4 separate regions of the Mus musculus genome follow, and all the other regions are linked to region 1. A link is a loop called in an ENCODE intact Hi-C map of the cell type or tissue named here. Cell type or tissue: heart. All regions are shown on one strand. Links, peaks and the distances in the headings refer to the core of each region. The heading gives the core; the rest is flanking DNA. Region 1 overlaps Snx29 (sorting nexin 29). Region 2 overlaps Snx29 (sorting nexin 29). Region 3 overlaps Snx29 (sorting nexin 29). Region 4 overlaps Shisa9 (shisa family member 9).

Evidence for each region. A loop is a pair of places that touch in the nucleus more often than their neighbours do. Peaks named below come from ENCODE experiments on the same cell type or tissue, not always from the same donor. Only the 100,000 strongest peaks of a DNase experiment are listed, where the experiment ranks them.
Region 2: a loop joins it to region 1, with 2.1 times the contacts of the local background. A loop is called at or near these places in 2 of 42 quality-filtered maps.
Region 3: a loop joins it to region 1, with 2.0 times the contacts of the local background. A loop is called at or near these places in 5 of 42 quality-filtered maps.
Region 4: it touches region 1 in a loop (2.2-fold over the local background); 2 of 42 quality-filtered maps call a loop at or near these places.

What each region holds. Positions count from the first base shown.
Region 1 is chr16:11,576,002-11,583,551 of GRCm38, reverse strand. All of the region lies in intron 15 of Snx29 (sorting nexin 29), which reads right to left. Among named protein-coding and RNA genes, the nearest start is that of Gm32100, 3.9 kb to the left of the region's middle. In heart, for the core only: a CTCF peak has its summit at 3,783 (motif pointing left); a DNase peak (open chromatin) is centred at 3,731; H3K27ac peaks cover 2,555 bases.
Region 2 is chr16:11,524,037-11,531,586 of GRCm38, reverse strand. All of the region lies in intron 14 of Snx29 (sorting nexin 29), which reads right to left. Among named protein-coding and RNA genes, the nearest start is that of Gm32100, 56 kb to the left of the region's middle. In heart, for the core only: no CTCF peak of the experiment used is centred there; no DNase peak of the experiment used is centred there; H3K27ac peaks cover 593 bases.
Region 3 is chr16:11,469,128-11,476,677 of GRCm38, reverse strand. The region is part of intron 13 of Snx29 (sorting nexin 29); the gene reads right to left. Among named protein-coding and RNA genes, the nearest start is that of Gm32100, 110 kb to the left of the region's middle. In heart, for the core only: no CTCF peak of the experiment used is centred there; no DNase peak of the experiment used is centred there; H3K27ac peaks cover 882 bases.
Region 4 is chr16:12,196,925-12,204,474 of GRCm38, reverse strand. The region is part of intron 2 of Shisa9 (shisa family member 9); the gene reads right to left. Among named protein-coding and RNA genes, the nearest start is that of Shisa9, 220 kb to the right of the region's middle. In heart, for the core only: a CTCF peak has its summit at 3,052 (motif pointing right); no DNase peak of the experiment used is centred there.

The sequences.
Region 1 (7,550 bases), core at 1,676-6,675:
GCCCTCAAAAGAACCCTCTCTCCCCTGCCCCCTAAGAACATTCAAAAAGGGACCTCTGTGTTCCCCTCATGAGATACTGGTTCTGTTCTCTCTATGCCACCCATTTTATGACTTTGACAAAATTGCTCAAACCAAACCAGCAGACAACATGGCAGGCCAACACAGTGATAACTAGTAGAAAGCTACTGCCCTAACTCCACTTCTGTTGCCATAACAAACACCCTGATAGGAAGCTATACAGGGGAGAAAAGGGCTTGTTTGGCTTACAATCCCAGGAACACCAGGAGACTCAGCTGCCTCTTCAGCAGCCTCCATCAATGGAAGCTCCAGAAAAGACAGGAGGCTAGTAGGAAAATCACCGGGGTTGTTCGGCAGATTCCTGTTCCTGCATTGCAATTCGAAGTGTTCCTGAATAAACCTGCTTGAAGAAGGACAACGTGGTGTTGCATCTTTCCTGTTGGTCGGGGTGGATGTGACAGAGACAGAATACAATTATCAGCAATTATCAGACACAGGATGTTTCCAAAGGAGAACGGCTATGAGCTTCAAGTCTGGACTTTGATCCTGTCTTCTGCCATTGAGTGCTTATGTAGCTTTAAACACCTGAGGGCTTAGAGTGTCTTTGTCACCTCTATAAAAGGACTGGAGCAGTACTGTGTAGAGAGTGTAAGGAACAAACAAGACACACCAAGTGCTCAAAAACACACGTGGGGTAAACAAGCACGGGGTGAATGCAGCCAGCCAGTCCACCGGAGACCTCAAGTGTATGGAGAAGGATGAACACAGCTCCTGAGGGAGGAGTGGACTTGGGATTTACAGGCATGCGCTGCTTTGCTCTGCTCTTAAATCCACTCTAGCACACACCCAAAGTGGATTAAACAAAAACGCTCAATTTGTTCTTCCTACAAAATTACTAGATCAAAGCAAGTCATTAGCTGAACTACATAATTTATTTGATTAATTTGCTCTATAATAAACTGAGAAAAGCCACTCCCAGTCCAAGCCTGAATCTCCCGTAGTTTAGAAAGGTCTTCTGGTGGAAGACAGGCACACTTCAGGAAGCTTGACCTCCAAGCAGAGTTCAAACATCTTATGGTGACAGCTTTACAAAACCAAATGCATGGATAAGCTGGGGTGTGGTGGGACCTCAGAACTGGGTCAAAGGTTACCACACTGCTCCATGGCTATACCCCTGAAATCCAGTCAACCACTCTAAACCTTAGTTTCCACCCCTCCCAAGCCCACTGTGCTCATGGGTATAAAGCTCAAATGTCATACCCACTGTGACAGCTGACATAGTACATACTTAGCAGGGCATCTCAGTGGCATGTGAGTGGTGCATGCCTTTAATCCCTGATCTTGGGAAACAGAGGCAAGTGAATCTCTGTTAGTTCAAGGCCAGCATGCTTTACATAGTGAGCTCTAGGGCAGCCATGGCTACATAGTGAGCCCCTGTCTCAAAAAATTAAAAGAGGGGTGGTGGCAAGTAGGAGATCTCAATCACTTTTAATTCATGCTTAGATCATTCATTCATTCATTCATTCATTTAGAGGTGAGTGGGTTTCTGGTGAACACATGTGTACTACTGTTGCACATGTCACTCTCTCTCTCTCTCTCTCTCTCTCTCTCTCACACACACACACACACACACACACACACACACACACACACATCTGGGATGGTCCGTCAACTCTCTGCTCTTTATAAACTAATACCAATGCTGCGACACTTTGTGCCAATCTCATGGTAAGAGAGACAAGCAGATGTCAGAAGGTTTTAGATCCTTCAATAAAACAAACAAGCACTGCGCTATCAGAAGCCAAGCCTAAGTCTGAGGATCACACATCAAGGGCCACTTCTGAAGTGACAGGTACCCTGAGGCCACACTTTCCTAGACATTTCCCAAGCCAAACCCTGCCAACTCTGCAAGCAGAAACCTCCACACGGCTCTTAGGACCCAGAGAGAGCAGCCATCCTGCTCTGACATCACCAGCTTTGTCTGACAGATGAAATCTTCCTAAGAAGATTTCCTTAGAAGCAAACAGTTGGCTGGGTCTAGAAAAAAAAATTCTATCAAGTGGCAGAGAACAGCCAGGAAGTAGTGGGGGACATAGTCCCCACTGGCCTGTGTTGGGGAGGACTAAAGCAGAGAGAAGAGAATGCAAAGGGAGAACTTCCCACCATACCATCTTCAGGAAGAAGAAAAGAAAATAGAAAAGTATTAACCAAGTCTGGGAAGATGGCTCAGTCAGGAAAGTCTATGCACTCCCTGCAAGCATGCAGTGCCGAGTGTGATCCCTGAGCCCTCTGGGAAACTCCAGGCAATGCTTGTAAGCCCTGGGTTGGAGAGGATAGAATGGGGGAGGGGTGTCCCAGAGCCAGCCAGTCTAACCTATTGGTGACCTCCAAGCCAGTGAGAGACCAGGTCTCAATGGAGGTAGATGGCACAGGAAGTTGTCGTCTGGCTTCACACGCATTCACATGCACACGCACATGTGTTCAGAAAAGAAACATTATCATATCTACAGCCTTACAAACAGATGAGAGGAAAGCTGCACAGAGGAACAGTCTGGAGGAGTGACTGTGTGCGAGGTAGTGACACACACCTCTGACAACGGTGTGATAAAACACAGCTCTGTATGCTGACTAAAAGGTAATGTTAGAGACAGACATCGCTGCTAGTGAGGAACTGAAGTGTCATCCCTGTCTCACTGCTAAGTATCTCTGCCAGGTTGCCAAACTTGCACATGTTCTTCCTGCAGCCCAATTGCCCTAGCCCACCCAAGCTGACAGGCAAAGGACCTGCACACCTTCCCCTCCATGGCAAGGTCTCAAATACTGCCCTCGCCCCCGTCTCTGCACTCACTGACCCTTGGATGAAGAGTACTCAGCTGGTAGAGCAGAGTCCCAAAAACAAGGGAGAAGGTCTGTTCACCGCTAAGCGCTCATCTGTTCACTACTTGTTCGCTGTGAGCTAACGTAAGCTGGAGTCTCCATGGCATCCTTCCTTCCCCTCGAAGTACATCCCATTCCCTATTCTCCGTTCCCCACATCTGACCAGGGCTCTCCGCTGTCTCAGTGCAGAAGCAAGACCCTGTGATCAGATGAAGAGCAAGAGCGGAGGCTCAGCTGGGTTGCCAGCATAAATTCAAAGCTTTGGCCAGGAATAAAAGAAGCAAAGCCTTGTCTTCTCTGAATGTGAACTTGGAAGAAAAGATTTGCTCAGGGGAATCACAGCCATCTATGAACAGAAGGGGAATTACCCATGCCTAAAATCAGACTGTCCTGGACTGAAGATAAGCAGGACAGCAACAAGTACCCCAATAGTTCCCTGGCTAAACAGATAAAAATCCCACTCCTCCTTTTTACAAAGATTACAGTGGGCCCAGCAGCAAAACAGCAAGGCTGCCTTCTAAGTAGCAGCCTGGGGACCCAGACTCGGGCCCTCTTGTGGCTGGGCCACACAGAATCCATGGCTCACAGGTACCCTGCAAGGAAAACAAGAACCAGGAAATGTTCGTTCTCCAGTTGATCTCTCCCCCAGCCTGGACCGCACAGCAGTTCTATTTATACCCCAGTAGCCTGAGCAAGTCACATGGTCCCAAGGAGAAAACTGAAATAGGACTTAGTAAATAAATGTATTGTGTCTGCCTCAGCCAGTTTGATCTAGCTTCCCTGTGGTCTTCATCGAAAATGCTGTTTAAATGGGTTACCAGTCAGATGCCAGGGGTCCTGCTGGATGCTAGGGCTAGAACAGCTAGAATGGTGATGATTGGGGCACGTCTACTGCCATCTGCTGGGCTTGCAGCAGAGCAGACTTGGGGAAAGGGCAAAATGAGAACACAGTCAAGGCAAGTACAGAGAAAGCTGCCCTATCAGGATCAGGATGTAGGATACAAAGGATGCTGAGGACACCTGGGGACCGAACCCAGTTTGTAGAAGAGCAGAGAAGTGGCCCAAGCGAGCCTCAACCTTATAATGCCCCTGCCCCTGCCCCTGCCCCTGCCCCTGCCCCAGCCTGCTAGGTGCTAGAATTACAGGCACCTTCCACCACACCCTCTTCAGATGAGATCTTAAAGGTGAAGAAAATAAGTTACTCTCTCTCTTCATCTCCTCTCTCTGTGTGCATGCCCTTTTTCTCTTTCTTTCTCTCTCTCTCTCTGACCCACTCCCTCCCCCACTTTCCTCATGGCAACTTCCCAACCTCAGTCCTTGGGTCCAGTGAACTCTCCTGGCTGAGAGAAGCTTCCCAATAAACCCGCCTTGTGTGTGTGTGTGTGTGTGTGTGTGTGTGTGTGTGTGTGTGTGTGTGTAAAGTTAACAAGGAAAGATGAGTCAAGGATAGAAGACAGAAAAAAGGAATCAAGTTAGTTGTCAAGTTAGACAGCTTGCCCCAACCCCCATGCAAAGATGTGCTTCTGAAAGATGAAACAAGTTCTAGGTAAGGTGAGAAATGAGGCTGAAGGCAGCAGCAAGAGTTTACTAACACACACATCAGTGGTCTTCAGATGCCTTGAGGTACAGGTGAGTCACTGTAGCCAGAAGAGACTTCGGTACAAGGCTGGCAAACCTTGGTCTCCTCAGTCACATCAGCTGTCTGCTCTCTGAAGTTTGTCGCTCTACCCTCAAGCAGCAGGCTTTTCAAGTAAAACAAAGGCCAGCTTATCTGGTGCTCACAACAGCCCTGATCCCTCCCAAGGTGTGCCCAGCACCAACAGAACAGCCCTGAACCTCTTCCATCAAGACCAGGCGACTCTGGCTTCAGGAAGCTTCTTCCTGCATAAAGGGAGAAACCTAACAGAGACTCAAAATACTGGAGGGCTGAGGAGCTGAAATCAGCCACTATAATTACCAATATTTTTATCTGTTGTCCAAAAGAAGAGCCTTGGATCATCTTCCAAGTGTGTCTCTGTGGAAGTTCGCCTACTCCTTCCTAAGTACTCCAGACTCCCGGTCAGAGGCAGGCCCAGATTCCAGGCCGCCACAAAGACAAAACCAACACTTAGGCATCTGAGCAGCCTCCTCCATCTCTGGTTGGATTTTTTAGACAGAGTCTCAACTATACAACCCAGGTTGGCCTCAAACTCAGGATCCTCCTGCCTCCGCCTCCCAGGTGCTAGGATCACAAGTGTATTACATTATACCCAAATGAGACAAAGAGAATCCCTTATCTGCTATGAGGAAGGAGAAAGCACATGGCTCAGATGAGGAGCTACAAGCAGAAGAGTGCTGGCAACCCAGGAGCAGCACAGCATCTCCAGGGACTAAGATGAGCTGAGGAATCAGTGCTCACTGCTGCTGGCTGCTGAACAGAGGCTGCACTCCTGCATACCTCAGGATCCATGAAGAAAAGGAGGGCAGAGTGCTTGGAACTTCTGCTCTACCAAGACACAGGCCACGATGAGAAGGACACAGAGCTTCTTCTTGCCCTAACCAGGCTCTGCTAAAGTCCCAGAGTAGAGCTCAAGGAGGGCAACTGGTCACACTCCACTGAGAGCCTGAGGCTTAGTGAGGCCCAACAGGAAGTGGTAGATCAGAACTCCTCTGACTTTGTGGCATCAAGTGTCCTCCAAGCCACCAAACTCCAGAATTCAATGTCAAGAAGAAGAAGGATCAAAATCTGAATGCTGCCCACATCTTACATTTCCTGGAAGCCAAAATGGACTGGCCAACTCTAGGGAGATTCGGTGAAACCACAGGAATTACTTAAAAGAGAGAAAGAAGTAAGAGTCTTAGATGTATCCAATGTCTTTGAACTTCAAAACCTCTAGTGAGAAAAAAAATCTGAAGTTTCAGATCTTCAAGAGAGAGGGGAAGGTTTACAAAGAAAATTGTGAGCACGGTTACTGGAAGTCCAAAGGAGGAGGGAGGAGCCATGCAAAACAGCTGTAGTGAGGTGCTAACCTCTGCTGAGCTGCCTTAAAGCCTTGCTCCAGACAGTGCATGACTCTTCCCTGAAGCCTCCCCAGGATCACCACCTCCTTAATCTTTGGCCTGGTCTTGGGATAATGAATGCCTGCTCTCTCTACATCTAAGAAATTTGATGGCTTTGCCACTAAAGCCACTATGCAGTGAAGAAAACAGAACTCCATCTAGAGGAGTAAAGGCCACTGAAGGAGCATCAGGACTTCTTCTTTACCACTGCCAGCTCTATCAAAGGCTCATGGGCATGGAAGGCCAGAAGACAGGACAGAAGAGGAGGCACAGGCTGGCTGCTAAGACAGTGCTCATAAAGCTGTGTAAGAGCCTGCTGCTCTGGGCCCTAAGCTTAGCTTCCCTCAACCCTGAGCATCAAAAGAGAGCCTACCTCCTCTACAGAGCTGAAGTCTTTTGTCTTTCTTTTTGCTTTTTATTTGTCATGCTGGGGATTGAACCTGGGGCTTCAACCACACCAGGCAAGTGCTCTCTCCTGAGCCATGCGCTCCTATTAGACATCTAATCCCTGCCATCAGAGGCCACATTTGGGACTTCTCTATCAGCCTAATCTGGGGCTCCACATTTAACACCCTACACATATTTCACAGGGTACCTAAATTCACTTAGTAGACTGTTGTTGGTATGTGTTTATGGAGCACCAACTGCATGCTGAAGCTGAGGTACTTAACAGACTCATGGCCAGAAAAGCTCTGTCCACATTAACCCCAAGGAGCTCCAGGTCACTGGAGCATAAAATAACACAAAATATCTGTTAGACAGATTGTCACCTTCTTCTAGAGCTAGGCATTGCAATGTCATCCCTCCCCCTCCTCATCCTCCTCTAGGCCCATCTCAAACACTAATGCTGCACAGAATCCATTAGCTGCCACTGCTTGTCATACAATGTACTAAGTCCCCCCGCATCTCACTCTAGAATGCCATCAGTGAGTGTCCCTTCTGTTCTGTCACATGACCCCTTTTCCTTCAGTGAGCTCCGGTTCCCAGAGCACAAGCAGAGGTTATAGGTTTGTAACATGGTTTCCTGCTTCTTCCTTGCTGAGAAATCTAGCAAACCAATTGACTTTGCAAAGCTGTGATCAGTAACCACAGAGCACTGGACCTTCTTTAGGTAACTCTTTGGTGGGCATAAGCCATGGGCATGACATCTCAGCTTACTGCCTGGAGCTATAGGCTAAAGAACACACCAGAGAGTCAGATGCTACATCCCCCATGTGTTCTCCTGCTGGATCACCCTACAACTGCCACAGCCCTCCCTTTATAAATCTGTCACCTATGACAAAATACCTGGGAAGGGCAACTTAAGGAAGGAAGGATTTGTTTTTAGCTCACGGCTCACAGCCCATCATGACAGGGAAGCCATGCAGGAACCTGAGACAGCATGTGTGTGTGTCAGGAAAGAAAGATGAGGCTGGTGTATAGCTTACTTTCTCCTTTTCATTCAATCCAGGTCATAGAAGGGTACTGCCCATGTTTAACACAGGCCTTCCCTCCTGTCTTAGTTTCTATTCCTGGACAAAACATCATGACCAAGAAGCAAGTTGGGGAGGAAAGGGTTTATTCGGCTTACACTTCCACATTGCTGTTTATCACTGAAGGAAATCACGACTGGAACT
Region 2 (7,550 bases), core at 1,323-6,322, 52 kb after region 1:
TGGATTGTTACCACTAAGTTAACTACATCAAGGGTGGTACAGCAAACCGGGATTGGCTCCTGCAATGTGCTGCAGTTAGTTTTGTCTTCAGACGGCTCTGGCTGACCTGAAGCAGACTATGAAGCTAGCCTTGAAGTCACAGAAATCCTCCTGCCTCTGCCTTGAGACAGCTAGAATTAAAAGCATATACCACCATGCCTGACTTAAAGGATGCATTTTTTTTCATAGAGAAAGAAGACTTGATAAGTTCAGAAACAAAACAAAACAAAATTCTTATATCAACACCTCAAATCTTCCAGATAACTCAGGAAAGACCTCAACTTTTCACATTTCTCTGCAATGTACAAACTTCCTGGGCTGATCTGGATGCTATTACAGACTCTAACTCACTCAGAACCGAGCTCATGTCTGCAGTGCTGTGAAGGAGGTAGTTTTGGACAGACCTTATTACTTAGCTCTAGCTGGCCTGCAGCTTGCTATGTGAACTGGGCTGCCTTGAATTCACCAATATCTGCCTGAATCACAGAGATTGCATCCTGCTGTGCACCTCCCTAACCATCTGTAAGCCTCCAGCGCAAGCACTTGGTTGCAGACCATCTGGCATCAGAATGGGTGGCTGGCCCATGGGGAGAGAAGCAAAGAGGAAGACAAGAGGAAAAAAGGGAGGGAGACAGGGAGATGTACCGCTTGCCCCATCCATGCAAATTCCACAAGAGTGATGTCAATGCCCACTCTTGTACTCCTTGCATAGCTTGGTAACATGTGCTGGGAAGCACCGAGGACCTGCTCTTAAGATGGGCACGCTGGAGGGAGGAAGAAACTGCTTTCCTGATCGAGAGCTAAAAACTCTCAAGGGCACAGATCCAGGCAGGGTCCAGTCAGAGCCTTCATGAGCCGCTGGGCCTCTAGGAAACAAATGGAGAGCACAGCAGGAGGCTGCAGTATGGATCCCGGCCACGGAGGGCTGAAGCACAGGTGAGGAGTGAGCCAAAAGGAGAGCGACAATACAACAGTCGGGAAGGTCCCGCTGGATCTCACCCCCACTTCATCACCCAGATCTTGCCACACGGAGCAAACCACTGCTCACCAGAGAAACCCACATGATGGTTTGCTTTCAGAGTGAGGAGGAAAACATCTACAGCTGTGTTCTAGTTTGCTTTCTATTACTGTGATAAACACTATGACCAAAAGCAACTTAGACTCCAGGTCACAGTCCATCACTGAGGTAAGTGAAAGCAGGAACTCAAGCAGAAACCACGGAGGGCCACTGGTACTGGCTTACCCCGGACTCAGGTTTGCTAGCTTCCTTGCACAGCCCAGGACCACCTGCCTAAGGCAGGCACCAGTGACTGGGCTGTGGGGCTCTTCCAAATCAATCATCAATCAAAACAGCCTCTCAAAGACAGGGCCACAGGCCAAATAGATGGAAGCAATCCCTCAGTTGAGACAGCTAAAACTAGAGGACAGTCAGTGGCCTGAAAAGGCCAGCCAAGGATCTATAAGAAGACAGCACTCTACCAATCAGATACGGGCAGCCCACTCCTCTCCGAAGCATGGGAAGCTGGGAGGGGACACCCAACTCGGTCAGTTTAGCACACATAGTCCAGTCATTACAATGTCACATGGTCTTTCTGCAAACTGTGGGAAAAAAAGCATAGACAAAACAAGAAAGCAAGCAGCCTTCGGGCGAAAGGCACTGGAGCCCAGATAACCGTCCTATTAGGAGGAGGTAAGGCATAGTAGGAAGAAGTCAGGTCATAGAGGGCCACCCTCAAGATATGATTGAGCCCTTGTTATTTCCTCATACTTCCTCCTGCTGTGAGGTAAGTGGGGTCTTCCACCACAGGCTCCACACTCTGACATTCTACCTCCCCTGAGGTGCAATACACAAATGCCAACTGACCATTAACTAAAACCTCTGAACTCAGAAGCAAAGGGCTCTTACCTGCTGCAAGCTGATTGTCTTAGGTGCTGTGTCAGTGGAGGAAGCTGGCTAATTCAGCCACCCTGACACTGGTGTCTGTGTCATCTGGGAAGGTTTCAGAGGAGCAGGGTGTTTGCAGCACACCAACAAGAGGGTGATGTGGGGTAAGCAAGCTCAGAAGGACTTCCAAGTGAGGAACTGATCAACTCATACCAAAACTCAACCTGCAAGGATAGTCCAGGTTTTAAACCTTCCTTCATGTGTGTACAGATACATACGTGTGCAGTGTGCAAGTATGTGCACATGTGTATGCATGCATGTGGAGGTTAAAGGACAATTTCAAGGGTCCTTCCTTAGGCGCTGGCCACTGTGTTTCTTTAAACGGAGCCTCTCATTGGCCTGGAACTGGCCGGCAAGCTTCAGGAGCCTGCCTGTTTCAGTGCTGGCATTGCAGGCACACATCGCCATACCTAGTTTTCTCTACATGGATTTAGGAACTGAGTCAGGCACTTATGCCCATAAAATCAGCACTTCGCTGACTGAGACAGCTCACCATCATGGATTTATTATCTAAAAGCAATAGCTTAATATTAACAATATCTCTAACGTGGGTTGACATACCATGTACCAAACACACAAACCCAGCCTTGGGTTTACTGAAAGTTTGTACATATTAAGGGGAAAAGGAAGAGGAGGAAGAAGTTGAGGGTGAGAAACAGGAGAAAGAGGAAGCAGAAACAGTAGAAAACCTGAACTACTTGTACCTGAAACTTTGAGAAAAAATGTTTGCCAGCTTCTGGCCTTTGGCTTTGCAGTATAAACAGAGAGCACATGGTGACACTATCATCTGGAGATGATAAGATGTAAGGGCTGTGCACCCTTTAGAAGAAGACTACAGAGGTCAGAACTGTGTTCTACCCCCAGCTCAGCAATGTCATAAAGAAGTGCAGAATTCACCTACCTGTCCAGCATCTAAAAGACACACAGAATAGAGTCCAAATAACACAAACAGCGGCTTCAGATGCGGCTCAGCTGGCAGGTACTTGCCTAGAATACATGAATTCTTAACTGATTCTCAGCACTGCCTAAAACAGATGCAATGCTGCATGCTTGTGACCTCAGTATTTAGGAGATGCAGACAAGAATTCCAGGTCATTCTCTACTAAAAAGGAATTCTAAGGTCAACTTGGGATACATAAGACATGGTTGGTTGGAAGGAAGGAGGGAGGGAAGAATGAGTGAGCCAACAAACAAGGAGGGAAGGAAGGAAGGAAGGTTTGAGCACCTTTGGAAGGGTAAACAAAGCCCTTCCCCAAAGCATCCATCACCAGCCCCGAGAAGCTGACACCATTGTCTCACCTCCTAATCTGTGTGTGAGAGTTTAGCTAAGCTCTGACTCCTCCTTGGCTGAGTGAAGATCCTCATCACACCTAGCAATGCAGGACAAACACAGAGATTACACCAGAGCACATTTGGAGCTATGCCTGGCTGCTGGCACACGTAAATGTGGCCACACTCCACTGTTTCTCATTACCCTCTCTTCCTAAAGTTTTCTTAAGTAGACTAGGTCAAAACTGGGAAGATGGGAGAGCCAGCTACATAGCTGGTGCATGTGCATGCGAGTGCAGGGCCGGCAGTGGCAACTGCAGTAACCAGCTCGCCTCTCAGAGGCTTTGAGAAGCACAGCATGGGGTGTGAAGACATGGATACAATAAACTGAGTCAGCCTCCTTCTACTCATCCTCCATGATACCGAGAGAAGTCCAGGCATGGCGGTACAGACTTGTCATCCAAGCTACTCAGGAAGATGAGGAATGACTTCAAGTTCAAAAACAGCCTGCGCTATACAGCAAGTCTTTGAACAACCTAGATGACTTTGTGAAACTTGTCTCATAATAAGTGAAGATGGCTGGGGATGTGGCCAGTGGTGAGTGCTTGTCTACAGCTGGGGAGTGCCATGTGGTCCTGATGTCTGCCTCCAGCACAGAAAATCAAAAATGAGAATCTAAGTCAGGCAGAGTAGGCATGTCTATAATCCGAATAACCAGGAGACCGAGACAAGAGAGTCATAAGTTCAAGGACAGCCAGATATATAGAACCTTAGAGAAAGTACCGAGCTCAAACCCCCAAAACCAGGTGGTCTCCATGAGCTGGGAACGCATGCCCTGGCTGTCCTGTGCTATAAGCATGATGAGGTTCTGTCACCCAGGTGACTGTCCCAGCCCCAGGGCCCTACTTCCTGCTCCATTCCTCCCTTCCCTGTACTATCTGTTAGCAGCAAACTGCTACTCTCTTCAAGTACCTAGGATTACTACAGTGCGCCTTGCAGAAAATGCTGAGTGAACAGAGCTAAAAGGGGAGAGAAAAAGAACCTTCTCCATCCCACGATTCATGGGTGGGCAAGCGTAGCACACAAGCCCGTCACTGGCATGCCTCTGCTCCCGTGCCAGGGAGGTGCGGCTGAGCAGCAAGGCAGACTGTGCGGGAGGCATGCTCGCTGGACACCCAAGCACATGTTTATTCATTTTTAGAAAGCCTGCGGTGCCCTCCCCCTTATCCCATGAAATCTGACCATCCTACTCAGCTTCTATTCCTGTCCCTTGCTCATTTGCGTAATTTTAACACTGCAGAATATAGCTAGCCTAAGAATATTTTTTATAATTACACCCATCACAGGAACTGTCAGTATCTAATGAAGGATAATTTCAGCTATTATAAGAAGCTTAAAAGATCATTTTCATGAATAATTCGTAATATGAATCATTAAATTCAAACAATGTCAGAAATTTCAAAAAAAGAGAGAGAAAAAAAAGAAGGAAAAAAAGAAAAGAAAAGAAAAATATTTTAGGTGCCTAAAAGTCACTCTCCCTTTAAAGGCAGAGTCTGACGAGCTCGGAAACCCAAGGTTGAGTGACAGTGGGGAGGAAGTAATGTGGAGGTTGGGTTGGAGGTTTCTTCTGGCCCTGCCTATCTCTCCAGCTCAGCTCAGCCCTGCTCCTGCTGCCCACACCCAAGATGCAAGCCCTGAGCCCCTCGGCCTCCATTCTAGTGTACCTGCCCAACCCGCTTCCTCTGCCAAAACAGGAAACACCCTGGTCTGGAAACAGAATGAATGCACACAGTGCTGGCTCTGCTGGTAAATACCCTGAGCACCCAGATCCAGCCATAGCTGGTTTCAACTGTCTGCTAAAGGCGAGGGAAGTTAGAGTAAAGCGGCAGGCCTCACAGACCTTTCTAACAGCAGGATCACAGGTCTCCTGTCTAGGCTGGGCTAAAGCCCAGGAAGCGGACTGCAGGCTGGCTGCTGGGGTGGGAATGTGCTTGAATGCTGCTGGAGGGATAGTCAAGATCTAGATCTAGATGACACTGACTTCCAGGGCTGCCATCTGTCCCTATCGGAGGCACTGAGGTCTTTGTGCTCACCCCCGCCCCCACCTGCCAGCCTATACATGCAGAGAATGATTTGTGAGCAGACAGCACACCCATGGTGATTCCAATATTCTGATACCGAAAGGATGACCCAGAAAAGTTCTATTAAGTGACAGTGTTACCTGGAAAAGACAAGGCAGGTCTGGGACCTCCAATTCCTCCAAAGGTCAGCTGATAACTATTTTAGTGTGTATTTTAGAGGACACCCCCTTCCTGTCTCTGCTGGAACTATCTAGCTATACAACTGCCTCATGAAAGCAGCCATCAGTGATACTAACAAATAGGTGTGGGCATGTCACAATAGAACTAGATCTACAGTTCAAATCCCAGCACCCAGATAGCAGCTCACAGCCTATAAACTCCAGTGCCACGTAATCTAATACCCTCTGCACAAACACATATGCAAGCATGTGCTGCACAAACATACAGCCAAGGAAATATACAGAATTTTTTTTAAAAACTGGGTTTACAAACAAGGCAGCTTGTTCCCAAGCCAACCCAGTATGCTCGAATCACATTTGGAGAGAAAAATGTAGAGCAGGTACACGTATCAGAGAGCCTAAGGTCTGTCTGTGTACATTCATATGTATCATTCATTTCTGGTTACTTAGAGAACTAGAAGAGATGGGTGACTAGGGATCATTATATTGCTGTTCAAAACCTGATAAAATATTCAATTACACAAAAAAGAGAATGGGACACAAGCTACCTCAGGACTGCTCCCACTGAAGCTAGTTCTCTTGTGATAGAGTCAAATCCCAAAAAACAGCCCTCTATAATTCATACTCATGTGGGGAAAGGGGAAAAATAATAACTGAGAATCCAAGAAGATAAATTTTATGCTGTCTTCCAAAAACCAAGCCAACAAAAGATAAAGAGTAGTTTAAAGTTGTGTGACCCCAGCCTGTGACCCTCTGTTACGTGGCAGTTATTGGGGAGGAGGGGTAGGCTGAGTCTGTGCCTGTTCCAAATGACACAACAGCAGGTGTGTGTGTGTGTGTTTCAACTCTTGTCTAGAATATACTGTATATGTACCTTAGATTCAACGGAGTGTATATGTGTATGTAACTTGGATTCAACTCTATATGTAAGTATATGTGTATGTAACTTGGATTCAACTCTCATTTAAAAAAAAATAAAGCTACTAGAAAAGCATGTTTTTAAGTAGCAACAGATGTTTTTAAGTAGCCTCCATCTTGGCTGATGACCTCATGATGATGTAAGCAGCCATGTGGCTGGCACCCATCTTTACTAATGTTAAAGAGTATGTATCGTGTGAGTTAACCACCATTTTCAGATAACCACTGGGCAAATGCCACATTCAGCAGCTCTCCAAAGAGTTTGAGGGCCATTATTTATTAAGTATATTTAAACTAAGCCGGGCGTGGTGGCTCATGCCTTTAATCCCAGAACTCGGGAGACAGAGGCAGGCAGATTTCTGAGTTCGAGGCCAGCCTGGTCTACAGAGTGAGTTCCAGGACAGCCAGGGCTATACAGAAAAACCCTGTCTCGAAAAACAAACAAACAAAAAAATAAACTAAACAAAATTTGCCATTTCCTAATTATTTGCTTTAGGCTTAATTTTAAAAAATAACTATGAAAACATAAAGTTTATTACTATAACTAATTATATTAGTACTTAGCATGGTTAATGCTATTTACTTTGCCAGTCACCAGGATTTTCTCCAAACTGTAGACAAACAAGACACTAGAAAGTTGATTGCCCTGCTCTGCCTAGACAAGGTAGGCTGGCCCTCCAAGTTCCTCCTCCACAGGAAAGTCTGTCAGATCTTCTGAGCCCTCATGCTGCCTTAGCCCTCTGTCACCACTGAAATCCAGACTACCATGGAGGAACATAGAATGGCTGCCCAGGTAGCTGATGAGTCTCTGTCATGTTTAACAGGTGAGGAGCTGATTGCTCTGCATTCCCTGCTCTCTCAGGTAAAGTTTACCTTCTCAGATCCCTGATGGTGGATACAGTAGTCAGTGATAGCTCTGTCAGTTTCACAGCAGCGGCCAAGGCCTCAGCTGCCTCATGGTAAATGATTGGATAGAAAAATGCTTTAAGATATGTAAATGCAAGATATAAAAGTCTAAAAAGGTGTCTTGAGAAAGGTATATAAATGTGATTCATAAATGTATAAAGAAGTAATTAAAGATATGTTTAAAAATGAAAATGTTTTGGGTTTCATTCCCTC
Region 3 (7,550 bases), core at 1,745-6,744, 110 kb after region 1:
GAGCCAAGAAAGGAACAAGAGGTACACAGACCTCCATATGGCCCACAGAAGCTCCATGACAGGACAGCTGGACAGTCTGGATGGCCAGACAGGTGACCCTCCATCACCTCTCTGTGAATGACCCATCTGTGTGTCTGGCAGAATTCAGACAAAAACTGTACAGTTACTCCTGTTCTGAGCAGGACAGCCAGCTGGAAGAGTCACAGGTCACTGGAATTAGTCCTCTCAAGAGGCAGGACAACAAGGGAAAATCAGTCTTCGCATTCCTGGGTGGAACAGTGACTGTGCCATCTGCAGCCAGTAGCCAAGCTGAGACTTAGTGTCAGGGTCCTGGAAAAAGTAAAAAGGTCCTCTGGATGTGGTAAGGCATCACATGCCAATGAGCCATGTCAGGAGTGCCCCCCAGGTACCACAGCCATAACCACTTTCAGATCCCTGAAAACAGAGATCCTAGGCCAAGGACAGAAACTGTCACCTTCACAGTTCACCTAGGACCATGTTACTTATGATGTAATCCACGCTGTTCAGCCGCATGGCCCTTCTCAGTCTACACACCTCCATATACACTGTTGGGAGAAGCTAACATTAGGACTGACCACACAAACAGAAACAGAACTCAGGGCCTGTGTCATGTGTGAGCTCACTCACCCTTCCTACATGATCCATCCAGTACTCATACTGTTTTCTGATGCTGACAGTGTGTGGCCTTAGCTGACACAGTCCCCTGAAGGAGAATCCAAGGCTTAGTTTAATATTGGAGTGGTTAAAGCCAGCCCTGGAATGGTAAGCTCCCACAATGCATGTCGCTGAGTGAGTGCTGAGTGCGCATCCAGGAGCTGGAGGCCCGGGCCCCCGCCTGCACCCATCTGTCTTCCTCTGTACTTTCGACCTGAGACAACAATGACAGCAAGGTCTCTCTTCATGCCACTGAGTCACTGAGCAAGCTAACAGGCCCTTTATGTGACACTTAGTCACTAGAAAGCACACTGTGGTGAGGAAAAGGGTGTTTGCAGATGGGGTGTCTGCACTCCAGAGTGACAAACTGAAAGTGTAGAATTGTGAAGTCTTTCCTAACACTCACTCATTTCAAGAAGTTCATGTGTCTCTCAAAGTTCTGCTATGCGCTCCTGACCCATCCTGCAGAAGGCTGAACATGGCCAGTTCTTGATTCATTCATATCATGGCAGGGAAAACTCAAAAACAGCAGTGGGAGGAGCTGCTATGGATAAATGAGTTCTGTGTGAACTCTACTTCCTGAAAGAAAATCCTGTGGTTAAAATAAGTCAGCTCAAATAGGACAGCTAAGGCCACTCCTCCAGCTTTTGGATGCCAGCTCACTTCCAAGTGAGAAGTTATCAGTCAAAAAAGAACACACTTTTAAACAGTAGCAAATATCACAACAGTGCCAGGCCAGAGGGAAACATCATGGTTAAACTTCCACTAGGCTGGAGAGACGCTCTGTGAATAATTCGAATGTTAGCAAGCACGAGGACTGGAGCTCATGGGCCAGGACCATCGGCCCCACACAAACAGCAAAGCCAGTGGCATGGGAGCTGCCCATGTGCTGAAGCACTGAGGACACAGAGACGGAGGGTCCCAAGGGCCATCTGACTTCACTGTCATACTCAGTGAGCTCTGCGTGCAGCAAGAGACCCTGCAGTCAAGGATGGTACCCAATATCAATTCTAGGCCTCACGCACATGCCTGTTCATGCATGTGTATGTCCATGCATAGGGACATGCATACCTACACAGGCACACCACACAAACTCATTCAAGAAAAGAAGTGACTTACAAAATCTCTCACACCCACTCATTTCCCCTCCTTAAGTCCTGCTCTGTGGCAATTCACTCCTCTAGGGGTTCCTTTCTGTTGTCTTTCCTGCTGTTTTCTCCCTTTTATTTGCTTGCTTCTTTGTTTGTTTATGTGTCTGGGTGTTTCGCTTGTGTGTATGTCTGTGCACCGTCTGTGTGTAGTACTGCAGAGGTTAGATGAGGCACCAGATATCCTGAAACTGGAGTTGCAGACAGTTGTGAGCATGTGGGTGCTAGGCATCAAACCTGGATCCTCTGGGAGAGCAGCCAAGTGCTCTAAGCACTGAGCCATTTACTTCTCCAGAGGCCTCAGCAGCTCCGTTTGGACCTCTCCCCTCCCACTGCTCTTCCACTCATCCTTATTACATCGCTTGTACATCCACATCCATCCCTACTCGGCATCTCTACAGATGTCCGCCATACTGACTAGACTAGTGTCCCCTCCCCCAGATCTTGGGAGAACTGACTCCTTCCAATCTTCTGGTCTCTGTGTTCCGCGCTGCACCCAGGGGAAATGCTCCTCTCACTCTGTGAGTTCCAGTTCTGCACCCTCAGTGGCTTTCTGCTTGTACAGGACATTAGTCAAATGTCTAGGCTCAGGAGATCTGGCCTTTGCCCTGGCAAGCTTCTTCCTGTCACCTCAACAAGCTGCCCTCTCACGTTGCTAGAAACCTCTCCTCCCAGCAGGAAGACCTGAGTCTAAATCTCAGCAAGAAGAAGAAAACAGTGTGACTATGTGTGCCTGTAATCCTGGCACTGTAGAACAGGGGGTCATGGAACTCATTGGCCAGCTGCCACATCACTGGCTTTGTGTTCACTGAGAGGCCCTGTCTCACACTAAGTCAGAGAGCAACAAAGGAGGACACCTGAGGACCAACTCTGAATCCCCACACACAAATAAAGACATAAATAAGGCCCTCTCCCTATACCACCTTTCCACATGATCAAGAGTCTTATCACTTAAGGGCCTCCCCAGAAAGGCTGGTGACCAACTTGTCTAAAAGAGCGTACCAACCCTGGATTCTCCATCTGCCATCAGAACCAACAAGTACATGATGAGCAGGCTCTTTTGCCCTCCAGGACCCCTGGAGAAAGACTGTCTCCTTTCACTTTGCTGCTCAGCTCAGACACTAGCACAGAGCAGGCATCAAGAGTGTTTGCACTCAGGTCACACCTACCTTGCACCAGACATACTATTTAAAGCACTCAGCCCAGAGTCAACAAAGCGGTTGCAGCCAGGTGCTATCATAGACTAGAAGCTTCTGAGCCAGCACCAGGCTTCTATACCCACACATTAATTTACCTATTATAAACTCCCCCCTACCCTTCTCTGTATACCAAATTTTAGCAATGCCCAGACGGGCCTGTTCACTGATGTATTATCTGTAGCTGTCTTCTCACTAGGACAGCTTCAGTGGTCATGACAGAGACCATATGTTCTAAATAGCCGGAAGAATTCACTCTCTAGCCTTTCACAGAAAATACATGCCAACCTCTGGCATGCCAACCTATGGTAAGTCAAGATGCCCTGGCCAAGCCCAGGGGCCAAGTCAAATAGATGAACATTTCAGGTAGTTGCTATCAAGAAAGCAAGGCAGGGTACCAGAGTAAAATGGAAGAGTAGACTGACAAGATACCTCTGAGGCAGTGACATCTGTGCTGGGCTTGAAAGGGAGCCAGCTGTGCCAGGATCTGGGGGACAGCACCCGGGAGGGGAACCATTAAACGAAAAGCCATCAAGTTGGAGCAGGCTGGCATCAGTCACAGTCCAGCAGAAAGCAGATGGCACAGAGGGGAGTCAGTGAGACCTAACGGGAGTGCTGACAGGAAGGAGAGCAAGGCATGGTAGAGCTGGCCATGCAGAAAGCCCAAGCCCCAGGCTCGGCAGGCATGCAGAGCTGAGGGTAGCAGTGGGCACTGGGCCTAGAATGACAAAGCAGCCAGGCACTTAGTAAGATGCAGACAATTTTGGGGTAGGAGCCATTGCAAGATGGTACAGCAGGTCCCAGAAGACTCCAGGAACTCACTGGCCAGGCAGCCTAGCTGACCCAGAGACCCTACCTTAAAGAAATAAGGACTAGAAGAATATGCCTGAGGTCCTCCTCTGACCTCCTCACGGGCAGGCCCACACCTGGAGATTTACAAAAAGGCATATGGCCTTACCACCTCTTTCAGTGATACTGCAGTATTTGCTAGCATCCTAAGCTCTGCTCCACAGTTACCTGGCAACAGCCAGGTATGCCTGACTCACTATAAAAGGGGCTGCTTGCCACCTCCTCTTTCGCTTGCTCTCTTGTCTTCTTGTTTTGCTCTGTCCCCTCTCCCCTTCCCTCCTCTCTCCACATGCTCATGGCTGGCCTCTACTCCTCTATTCTCATATTTCCCCCCCTCTCTCTTTCTCTCTCTCTGCCTTTCCCTGCCTCTACTACCCTACTATCATTGGTGCCAAAACCCGGAATTTAGAAACTCTGTAAGTTTACATCACCCCTGCTACAACATGGAGATCCACACTCTCTAGCCAAAATTTCAAAGAACTGGTAAGCCCCATGCCCCTACTGGTGAGAGTAAATGTCCACATGGCCCCAGGGGAGGGTTCTAGAGCTCAGCCCTGTGCTGCCTTTGAGGATGGGAGACATTCAGTCTTTCACTGAGCCTCGTTCTAGGACTCTTTCCCTTAGGTGAGACTTTTCTCTCTCCTTTTGAGACAGTTTCTTTCTTGTGGCTGAGAATCCCAGGCCACACAATGATGTGTTTATAAAAAGATAAAGAGAGAAGGAATATGTTCTATGGAGATGTGGTGAGGTATGGAGGAAGGGGGTGCCTCCGTGGGCCCATGCCAAGGCATCCCCCCTCCCCCAGTAAAGTATAGAATAGAGTTTATTCAAGGCATGGGAACGGGAGTTAAGAGGGTAATAGAGGCATAGAAAGGTAGAAAGAAAGAAAAGAGGAGTAGGGGCCAGCCATGAGCATGTGGAGAGAGAAGAAGAAGGGAATGAGGAGAGAAAGGGGAAGGGAAGCAGGGCAAGGGCAAGGGCAAGGGAGGAACAAGAGACCAAGAGGGCAAGCAACCCCTTTTATAGTGGGTCAGGCCTACCTGGCAACAGCCAGGTAACTGTGGGGCAGAGCTAACAGTATTATCTTTTCCACAGGGAAGTTTAATCTAAGACATTTGATGCCAAAGCCTTGAGAAGGACGTGGCAAGCCTCAGGGGGCTGCTCAGCACAGGGGCATTAATGGGCAGCAGCAGTTTGTGCCTCTGCTAGGAGAAGTGGTCAGATACACAGTGCACTGAGCCCCCATCTCTGAGGATGACAGGGGCAGAACTCAGCCAACTCCCTGAAGGACTCAACAGGCTGTGTACGCCTGGATGGTGGGAGGGGCATTAAGCTAAAGGATTAGCTTGGCTGGGAGTCTCACAAACCTGTGTAGATGCCAGCCATTGCTGGGAGCCAAGGAAGCCCTTTGTTAGTCAGGTGTCCTCTACCTGCAGTTCATTCTAGAGCTGCCCTGCGGAACATAAGCTATGAATCTCATTCTCCACTCTAACCACTCTCCACCAGCAGCAACTTGAGTGCACAGGCAAAGGAGCTATCCATCCCAAGGCCATAACAAGCCAACAATAAGAATACTATCACAATTGCAAGAGTGTCAGGAATCAGCAAAGCCAGGCCCATCTTCCCCCTATGTCCCCAATACAAATGAGGGAAACAGAAACAAAGACCCCCAAGCTCACACAGCAGGCGGTGAGGGAGTACACACTGCCTTCCCTCCATGTTCTTCCACCTTGCTGCCCACAGCCAACACACAGCTGGGCACAGTGTACATTTAAGAGGAGTCTGCAGTACCACCAAGGGACATAAAAATACTCCAGCAGAACATCTGGGAGGTCACATCTCTGGCACGAGGACAAGCAGTCCACTGAGGTGGCTCTCACTTGTACATCAGAGAACTCACATTTAACACGGACTGAGAGCAGTACCACAGGTACCACCATTCTCAGCCCAGAGAGTGAAGCACCAGGGCCAATCCTGGAGGCTTCTCAGAGGTGGTGTGATATTACAGCTGGCTCTTGAAAGACAGTCACGACCTACTCTCAGAACAAGGAGAAAGGACACATACAGCTAACCAGAGACGACTGACGGCGTTTTGGAGAACAGCCCTGGGTGCTGCTGCTTCTTCACCAGATACAGGCCAGAGAGCAGTGAAGCCTTGAGACAAGGGATACAGTCAGTGACAGGAGTCAGACCCTGGATCTTCACTTCCTAGCTCACACAATGAGCAAGTCTGGTAAGCTGCTTACTTTTCTCATCACTGTGACTAAAGAACAGACAAAGGCAATTTAAGGGAGGCAGGGTTTATGTGAGAGAACACAGACTGTCCTGACAGAAAAGGCCTGGCCAGCCCTGGCCAGCAGTGGCTCCTCAGCAGCAAAAGAAGTTAAGGGAGACCTGGGGGTGTGACTCGGGTACAGGGCTTGCCTAGCATGCATAAGGTCCCAGGTTCCATCCCAACACCAGAGCACCTGAGTATAACCCGCTCATGTCCTCATCCTAAACCTACCTGTGATTTCACACTGCTGTGTGAGGTCAGTTATAAATGCACTACTTACTTCCTGCCCTAAAACACCAGGAAGCCTCTTTGCTTCCTGCCTAATGGCTTTCTCCACAAAGCAGAAGAGATCAGACACCAAATAGGGCAGTCTAAAGGCCATTAGCACCCAAGTGACAATAGTCAATAGAAGACAAACAAAGTGATGGATTCCTGTCCTGCTGACTATCCCAAAGCACCCCATCCACCCACCAAGTCCACTCTCCCTCTCCCACCCCCCACCTGTCCACTCTAGCTCCCAAGTAAGGAGAACAGACTGAAATAGGGTTTACCTGCACAGCCCACCTAGAGGGCCACCCCACAACACTTAAAGGCCTCTGGGTTTTACCCACATTATCAGCTCTGGGGCCTGAGAAAGCCACAAGCAAACTTCTAACTCCCAGAGGGGCCTCCGCACGGGCTCTGCTCCTTTGTGGACTAGGTAGAGAGTGACTTCTGGAAGAAACTGATCACCTGGGCAGGTAGTCAATGATCACAAAGGCCTGAGTCAGCCTGCCTCAAAGACTGGCAGCTTTCTCTAACTAGCATGGGAGACAGCCAGGCTGTCCCTACACACAGGGATCCCAGCCAGGACCTGTGCTACATCTTGCTTCCCTGAGCTTCTTGATAACGCTGGAGGCCTGAAGAAACAGGGAGGGAAAGTGAGGCAATGGGACCATAGGGTTGCATGGGAATGAAGCAGGTCACCTCACAGAGGGGCCCCCTCACCACAGCACAGTCACCAGGATAGGTGATCCAGGACTGGTAATACTCCAGCAGGGGAGACTGGAGCAGTGGTTCTTAACCTTCCTAATGTTGCAAGCCCGGCTTGTACAGTAAGTACTTTTACCCACTAAACCATTTGACAACTTTCTTTTTTTTTTTTCTTTTTATTCTTCTTCTTTTCTATTCTTTTTTTTTTCCTTTGTCCTTTTTCCTTCTTATTTGTGGGGTCAGGGAGGGACAGAGTCTCCCACTGAGTCCAGAGTACATCAGTGCATCCAGACTTGCTGGCCAGTCCCAGGGATCCCCCTGTCTCTGCATCTCAGCTCTATTACAGATGGGTACTATATCCAGATTTCTATGTGGATACTTCATGTGTATGCAGCACGTACTCTGCTGCCGACCTGTCCCCGCATCCCCACCCCA
Region 4 (7,550 bases), core at 1,118-6,117, 620 kb before region 1:
ACCCATGTAATCCTTCCAGCAGTTGTGGATACGCCCAATAATGCATTGTGGCTGTGCCTGGATTTCTATGAGGAAACCACAGGCTCAAATTGGCTGTCATTTTCTGCTGCTTAACTCAAGCTTCATGAATAGCACTAGGACTCTCCTGGACCAGAAGCAGTAGCAATGAATTAGAAGATAGATCATAAAGTCCTTTCAGAATACTATCTATGTAAGCAATCGCAGACACACAGCCTGTGTTTCCTGGATGTGTAAACACATTCCCACCACCTCAACTGCTTAAACAAGGCTCACTGTGGTTTGGCATCCCCACAAATACTTTTTTTTTCCTCTTTTTTTTTGTCATTTCTTTTTCAAAAACAAGATTGCTCCCTCGGCAACTGTTTCCAAGCACATTCTCTCATTCTGGGAGAGAGAAAGATGAAGCAGAAGGAGCCTCTTGTTACTATGCAGGGGATACAAAAGAGGTCGGGGAGGAAGAAAGGAGAAAAGTAAAAAAGCTAAAGACCCAGCAAGATGCGCTTTACCAAATGGAACTGACCAAATGGCCCCTTGAACAGCAAAGTTTAGCCTTGTCTTGCTATCTATCCTGACCCCTGCCCTCTCTCTCTTATCTATCATCTATTTATCTATCTATCTATCTATCTATCTATCTATCTATCTATCTATCTATCTATCTATCATTTATCTATCATCTATATATCTATCATCTATCTACCATCTATCATCTATGACCTACCTATTATCTATTTATCATCTAGCTAGCTAGCTAGCTATCATCTGTCACCTATCATCTATCTATCTATCATCTATTTATCTATCATCTATCACCTATCTATCACCTATCTATTTATCTATCTACCCATCGGAAGGGCAGAGGACATCTCTAAGGCAGTCTACCTGAGCTAATGAGGAAATCACAATTACTTCCCTTAGAGTTAAGGCATGTTGTTAGTGTCATGTTTGTCTTGACTTTATTTTGATACTACAGTAGCAAAGCTGGACCCAAGATGAGAGGTGATAAGAGCAACTGCCATTTCCTTTTTCCCTAATCTGTTTCATTCTGATCTATGCCTTTAAAACAATAAATAGGGGTTGGAGAGAAATTTCGGTCAGTGACATGCCTCCTGCTGCATGAGTACCTGATTGTAGTCTCCTGTGCTCACATCAAGCCACCAGGCCTGGTGACCTGACCTGTGTTTGTAGACCTAGTGCTAGGTGGGGGATGGGAGGCAGACAGACATCTGTAGCTCACTGCACAGTCTAGATAACCAGTAGCTCTGACTCTACAAAAGATCCTCTCTTGAAAAGAAAAGGAAAAAGAAAGACAGAGAGAGAGAGAGAGATGCTGATATTGACTTACGGGCTCCATATGTCCATGCCTGTCTACTCACACAGCATGTGCTCTAACCCAACCACAAACAGATACACTACACACACAAATACACATTTAAAAAAAAAGAAACAACAAACAAAAATTCATTCCAAAATTCTATGAGCTGGCCAAAGTAACCTTTAGAGGAAAGCACTAAAAATACCCATAAATTCCCTAACTCTTATTTCTTTTACATATAAGATAGCCATAGCTATCTTATAACATATTTCTCAGGTTTGTCTTAAATAGTAAAATGCGGGCTGGTGAGATGGGTCAGTGGTTATAGGAATTTGCCATAAGCCTGGTGACCTGAGTTTGATCCACAGAACCAATGTAAGAGATGGAAGATAAGAACTGCTTCTACGAAGTTGTCACTTGGCCTACTGCATTTGCATGTGTGTGTGCATGCATACATGTACACAAAAGTAATAGTTTACAAAAATAGTATTAAATAGACCACTATAAAAACAGTTCAATACATTCTAGATACTTAATAAATATTAATTCTCTTCCCCAAGCCTCAGGTTTATGTCCCTGCCAACATCCTTGGAAAAACATCAGAGGTCTGAGCTAGATGGCTGTTATCTGGGAACAGAAAGGCACATTGAGTCACACCCCCACTCCTACCCCACCCTCAGATCTGTTGCCTCTAACTGCAACAGGAGCTTCAGCCACGTGCTCATGAATAATCCATCTGCTTCACAAATGTAATTATATCACAACACTGATTTCTGATGGGCAGAGACCGATACCCAGAGATGCTTCATTCCCAAACATTGCAGAAAAAAAAGTATCACACTCCCCAGAGCAGAAGTGTAGTCACAACGAAGGCTCACCAAGTACAATATTTTTCCATGCTCCAGAGAAGACTGGCAGATGTCCTGGAACATCAGGTTTGGGCCCTTCCAGAAAGCCACATTTCTCTGCTTGCTGTAGCTTCTAATGGGATGAAATTGGCACTTTGAGGCACATTTACCACATCTAAAGAATCTCTGCAAAGCTTGCTCCTGAGATTCCACCCCCTTCTAGATATTCATGCATTGACATGCTGCCTCTAAGTTCTAGAACAAAAGGCATCAGATACCTTAACTTTGCACACTGTAACTGAGACAGCCAAGACCTAAGGAGGCATACGCTGTCCACCAGTCCCTACAGAATCTATTCCAAATTACCATTTGAGGAAATGCTATGGTTTTCCAGCCCTTAATGGATTGCAACCATTAAGGTCCAACAGACAAATGTTTGTTTCTGACATGTGCTGTGTTTCCTTATGAAGATATGCGTTCATTTTCTTTTGATAACAAAATCAACAACCACCAACTTAGTGGCTTCAAATAACACCAATTGATTATTTGACACTTCTGCAGGTCATAAATCCGAATTGGGTCTCACCAGGCTAAAATCAAGGAATAAACAGAAAACTGGGCCTGGTGGTACAGGCTAGCCCTTCAAAGGTTGGGCAGAAAGATGGCATGTTTAAGTACAGCCTGGGCTATAAAGTGAGTTCAAAACCCAGCCTAGGTAACTTAGTGAGAGCCTGTGAAGAAGGCTAAGGCAGTATCTCAGGGGGAGGGAGTTTGCCTAACACATAGAAGTGAAATAATGTAATACAAGAAAATAGAATAAATACGGAGTTGTGTTCCTTTCTAGAGATGAGGGTCAACCTACTTTACCCTTTTCAGCCACTAGAGGCTGCCATATTCCTTGACTCGGGATTCCCTTCCATCTTGACAGTCAACATTTGGATATCCTCCCATCTGTTTCTACAAAGAAAAGATCTTTGTGATTCAATTGGCCTATCGTTATAACCCAGGTTAATCTCCTTATTTAAACTGGGTTAGTCTGCAGTCTTCATTTTCTCTGCAACTTTGATTCTTCCTTGCTGTGTAACACAACCTGCTTGTAGTCCCACAGTAATAGTCAGGACAAAGATGACTTTGAGATTACTGTATCTACCAAGACATGCATTCTTTTTTCTCCTGACGAAATCTTAATTAATCCTTCAAACTGGTTTTCCATCCTCCCAAAGACTTCAGAATAAACATAGTGTTCCATGATAGGGCTGAAATTTTTTCTAGGCCTTTGCACTTTTTTGACTGGAGTAACCCAGTAGTTGAAAATGGTTGACGTCCAATATTTTCAGTGACAAGGTACACTGAAAGTACACTTCTAGTTCTAGCATCTGCTGGCCTCCTGAAATCTGGTACTCTAGCATGTCCTGTCACACAGGGACTAGTATAAATCTGACCCTGTATTGGCTCCATTTATCCACAGGTGGACTCTGCCCTTGGTAGTCCATCGGACCTATTAGTCAGACACAACAGTGAATGGAACAAAAAGCAGAGAAAGCCACCAAGATTAGAGATGTACATGTATGGGCAGGCCCTCTCAGCTCACACAGAGGACAGTAGATTTATTGGCAGGGGACAGAAGGTGAGTCTGGAATAAAAAGCTCAGGCAGAATTTGTTTCCAGTGAGTGGGGTATTTCTTCTGGAAAGCTGTGGGTATTTTCAGGCTTCTATTGTTGAAGCTAGCATGATGATATGCATGAAATCATAGTCCTGTTTTGTTTTCTTCCTAATCTTTCTTCTTTTACTGTTTAGTCTAGGGAGTCACACTGATCCAGAAAACAACATCCACAGAACTGATAACTATTTCTGTGCATTTATTCATTCAAAACCCAATTGAACTCTACTATGTTCCAGAAGCCACCAGGAAACAATGATTTTAAAACAGGTCCTATATGTTTATTTGCTAAAGAAGATTGTCATGTGGAGACCTACTAAGTGCCAGCTTAGTCACACCCTTCTCTTGTCATATCGGATGGGCTTCAAGTGGTATGTGCTGGTATGCAGGATCTGTTTTTCTGAATGAGAGAAATGCTTCTGGTGAGTTTATAAGCATCTAAAATGCATTTGGTTCAACTGTTTGTAAAGGTTTAATTATGCAGCCATGTAAATTTGGAGATGTGCTTTATATAAAAACAGTAGCAACAGTTACTAATTGAGGGGATTTGAGGTGATATGTCTGGGTGGGTGAGATATATAAAGATGCCAGCAAAACAAGTAGGCTACAGAGGCAGAAGCTTTATGGTCATGTGACCACAAGAAGCAGGCAAGCTTGCTGTTGTGCCACCAAAGGGAGAGAGGATGAGATTCACTGAAAGGGGAAGGGAGTGCATCCCATTTCAGACTGGCTCTTTTATAGGGCTTCCTCTTCATGTTAACAATAATATAAAAAATAAAATATGCATGCAAGTCAAGTAAGTAATAATCAGAAATAAAGCAACCCAAGTATGCTAGCTCTCCCTTAGGGAAAAATGTGAGTCAGAGTTTGAGAGACTATTTCAGATTGAGGACGTGGTAAAATGAAAAGGGATCATTTGGGGATATAATGAAGGCAGGTTGAGACTAGAGTCCAGTGACAACTTATATTACTTACCTACCTGGGCAGTCTCATCCATGATCATGAGTGCACCTGACTTGTCAGCCTGTCTGTCACTATCAGGGACTGGGAGGAGATCCCAGGACATAGCTCTTCCCAAAATGAATCCTGTCATTATTAAAATTCGTATTCTGGGATTTAGGATTGGGGTAGGATGGAAATATGCATCTCTGACAAGTCTCCACCCATGATGAAGATGGTCCACAGACTGCAGTTGGGTAGCAAAGCTTGGTGTAGCCTGATGTCACCCAGGTTGCTGGGAGTCCTGTTCCTTAGCACTTCCTCCTTTTGGCAGCTTCCAAGGAAACCAAGTTAGCTGAATGTTGGAAGATGGGCTTAGGAGAAGGGGACCACTGTATAAGAGAGAACACTGTGGGGGTGGGGGGCAATACAGAGCATGGTGAGCTAAGACAGCAATAAGAGTATTTGCCTACCATGCATGATCTTTGGTACTGAGACCATATTTTTTTTTAAATGCACCCTAACTCTGGGGTGGAATATCATGAAAGGTGATGCCTGAGCCCAGCATTACAAGGTGAGCAGAAGCTGGTTCAATTGACAAGGGTGAAGACAACAGGAGAGCATAAGGAAAGACATAACACAGACAGATGCAGCTATCTGGGACCTGCTTAAAAGTCAAAAAGACGGGTAAAGAGTAGCACGTGGCCCTCAAACGAAAGCTATGAGAACAGGCTTTCATAGAAGTCAACTGTGGCCAGAGTGGAAGAACTGACATCAACAAACAAGCTTGGCCTCCAAAAGAGAGCAAAGATAATGACTCTCTAGCACTTTCTATGCACTACACTGAGCCCACTCATGGACATCTCTTTAAAACTTTGCAGCAATGCCCACTTTAAAAGAGATAAAGGTTCAGAGAAGTAAAGTCACTCAAGGAGCTAATGGATGAGGGAGCTGTTAAGTAATCTCAGATACACAGACTCCATGAGCTTAAATCAACCCTATAGCACTCCCTACCTGCTAATACAGGAGAACCTCTATCCCTGCTGCTGGGTGGGTTCTGAAATACCAGGAATTCGGTGGCTAACACTGTGGGTCCTGGCGGTTGGGTAGGTGGATGCTGTAGAATGTAGCATTGATGTGTTTGCAGGAGGATGTGAGCTATGGCCACATGAAGCCACTGCATCTGCTCTTACAGCTGCGAGTTTGTAGTAGATGTCAGCAATAAAGCCCCAGCACAGAACTGCATGTAATGATGTAGTATCTCTCATAGTCTCTCTCTCTCTCTCTCTCTCTCTCTCTCTCTCTCTCTCAGACACACACACACACACACACATACTCTCTCTCTCTCTCTCTCTCTCTCTCTCTCTCTCTCTCTCTCTCTCTCTCTCTCTCTCCCTAAGCGCTATCCTCAGCTGCCCTTCAGCCTCAGGCTCAGAACTGTAGCATACACAGAGATGCGAGTTCTCCTTTCCCCCAAACATTTGTCTCCTGTCCAGAAAACATGCAAGCTGGTGGGACACCACAGCTGCAATCTCAGAACTTTGGAGGCTGGGGCAAGGGCGTCATAAGTTCAAGGCCAGCGCGGGCTACATATGGAGATCTTGTCAATAAATAAATAAATAAATAAATAAATAAATAAGGTGTGAAGAGGCAAGGGCCAGGCCTAGATAATTTTTCACATACCAGTCTGCTCTTCAGTATTTACTAAGCAGGGTTCAATGTACAAGGAGCCTCAGAACTCCAGCTAAAAGCACACCTCCCCCATCCCCCACATTCCACCTCTTAAGCACAGCAGTAACTTTCCCTCTCCACCTCTTCTAGGACGCCTGCACCTGCTGCTCTGATGGAAGGGGTGGGGAGAAAAGGGTGTCGCACTTCCATAAGCCAGTCAGTCACCATCACTGGAGTAAGCGGGCACTGACGTCAGGAGTCAGAGCTGCTGGAGTTACATAATGCCAGAAGCTGCTTGAACGGGGACTAAGGACATATTTAAAACCTTGGGGAGCTAAAAATAGGCAAAAAAAATTTGTTTCCTCATAAACTTTTTAAGCTTTAGAATACACACACACACACAATGTGTGTGTGTGTGTGTGTGTGTGTGTGTGTGTGTGTGTGTGTGTGTGTGTGTTTTCCTGGACTTTGATTGTATGTGGCCTCAGGCAAATTTCACTGTTGAATTAGGATCTCAAGAAAATGAATATGATATCTGTGAGGGGCGGGGAGAGGGAATTATGTGTGTGTGAATGAGAATGTGGTGTGTAGGTGGGTGAATGAGGACATGTGCGTGTATAGGGAGTGTGTGTGTAAATATAGATACAGATAACAGACAGACAAAAATATAGAATAAAGGTGATCTGAGGTTTGCTGTAGTGATTTGGTATTGGCATGAGCATGAATTTGACTTTGAAGGATATGTGAATACCAGGTGTATCTATTTTGTGGGTGAGAAAGCTTTGTCACAGGTGTGTTATATATACTTGTGGCTAAAACACATGCGTTTCTTTGTGTTGGGGTAGGGGTAATGCTATGGGGGATGATGATGTAGCATTAAGGTGTTTGTAGGCATGTGCAAAGGCCATGTGAACATAGAGCACATCCTCTTGTAGATGTGAGTGTGAAGTGTATTTTAGTGAGTGTGAAGATTATGTGCTTGAATGGAGCTGAGTATGTGAGTATGTAAGTGTTTGTAATGTGCTACAGTGTGGGCAGAATAGCTAGGAGAGGAAGATGTGCGGTGTAAGTTGGAAGGATTACAAAGATGCGCGTGTG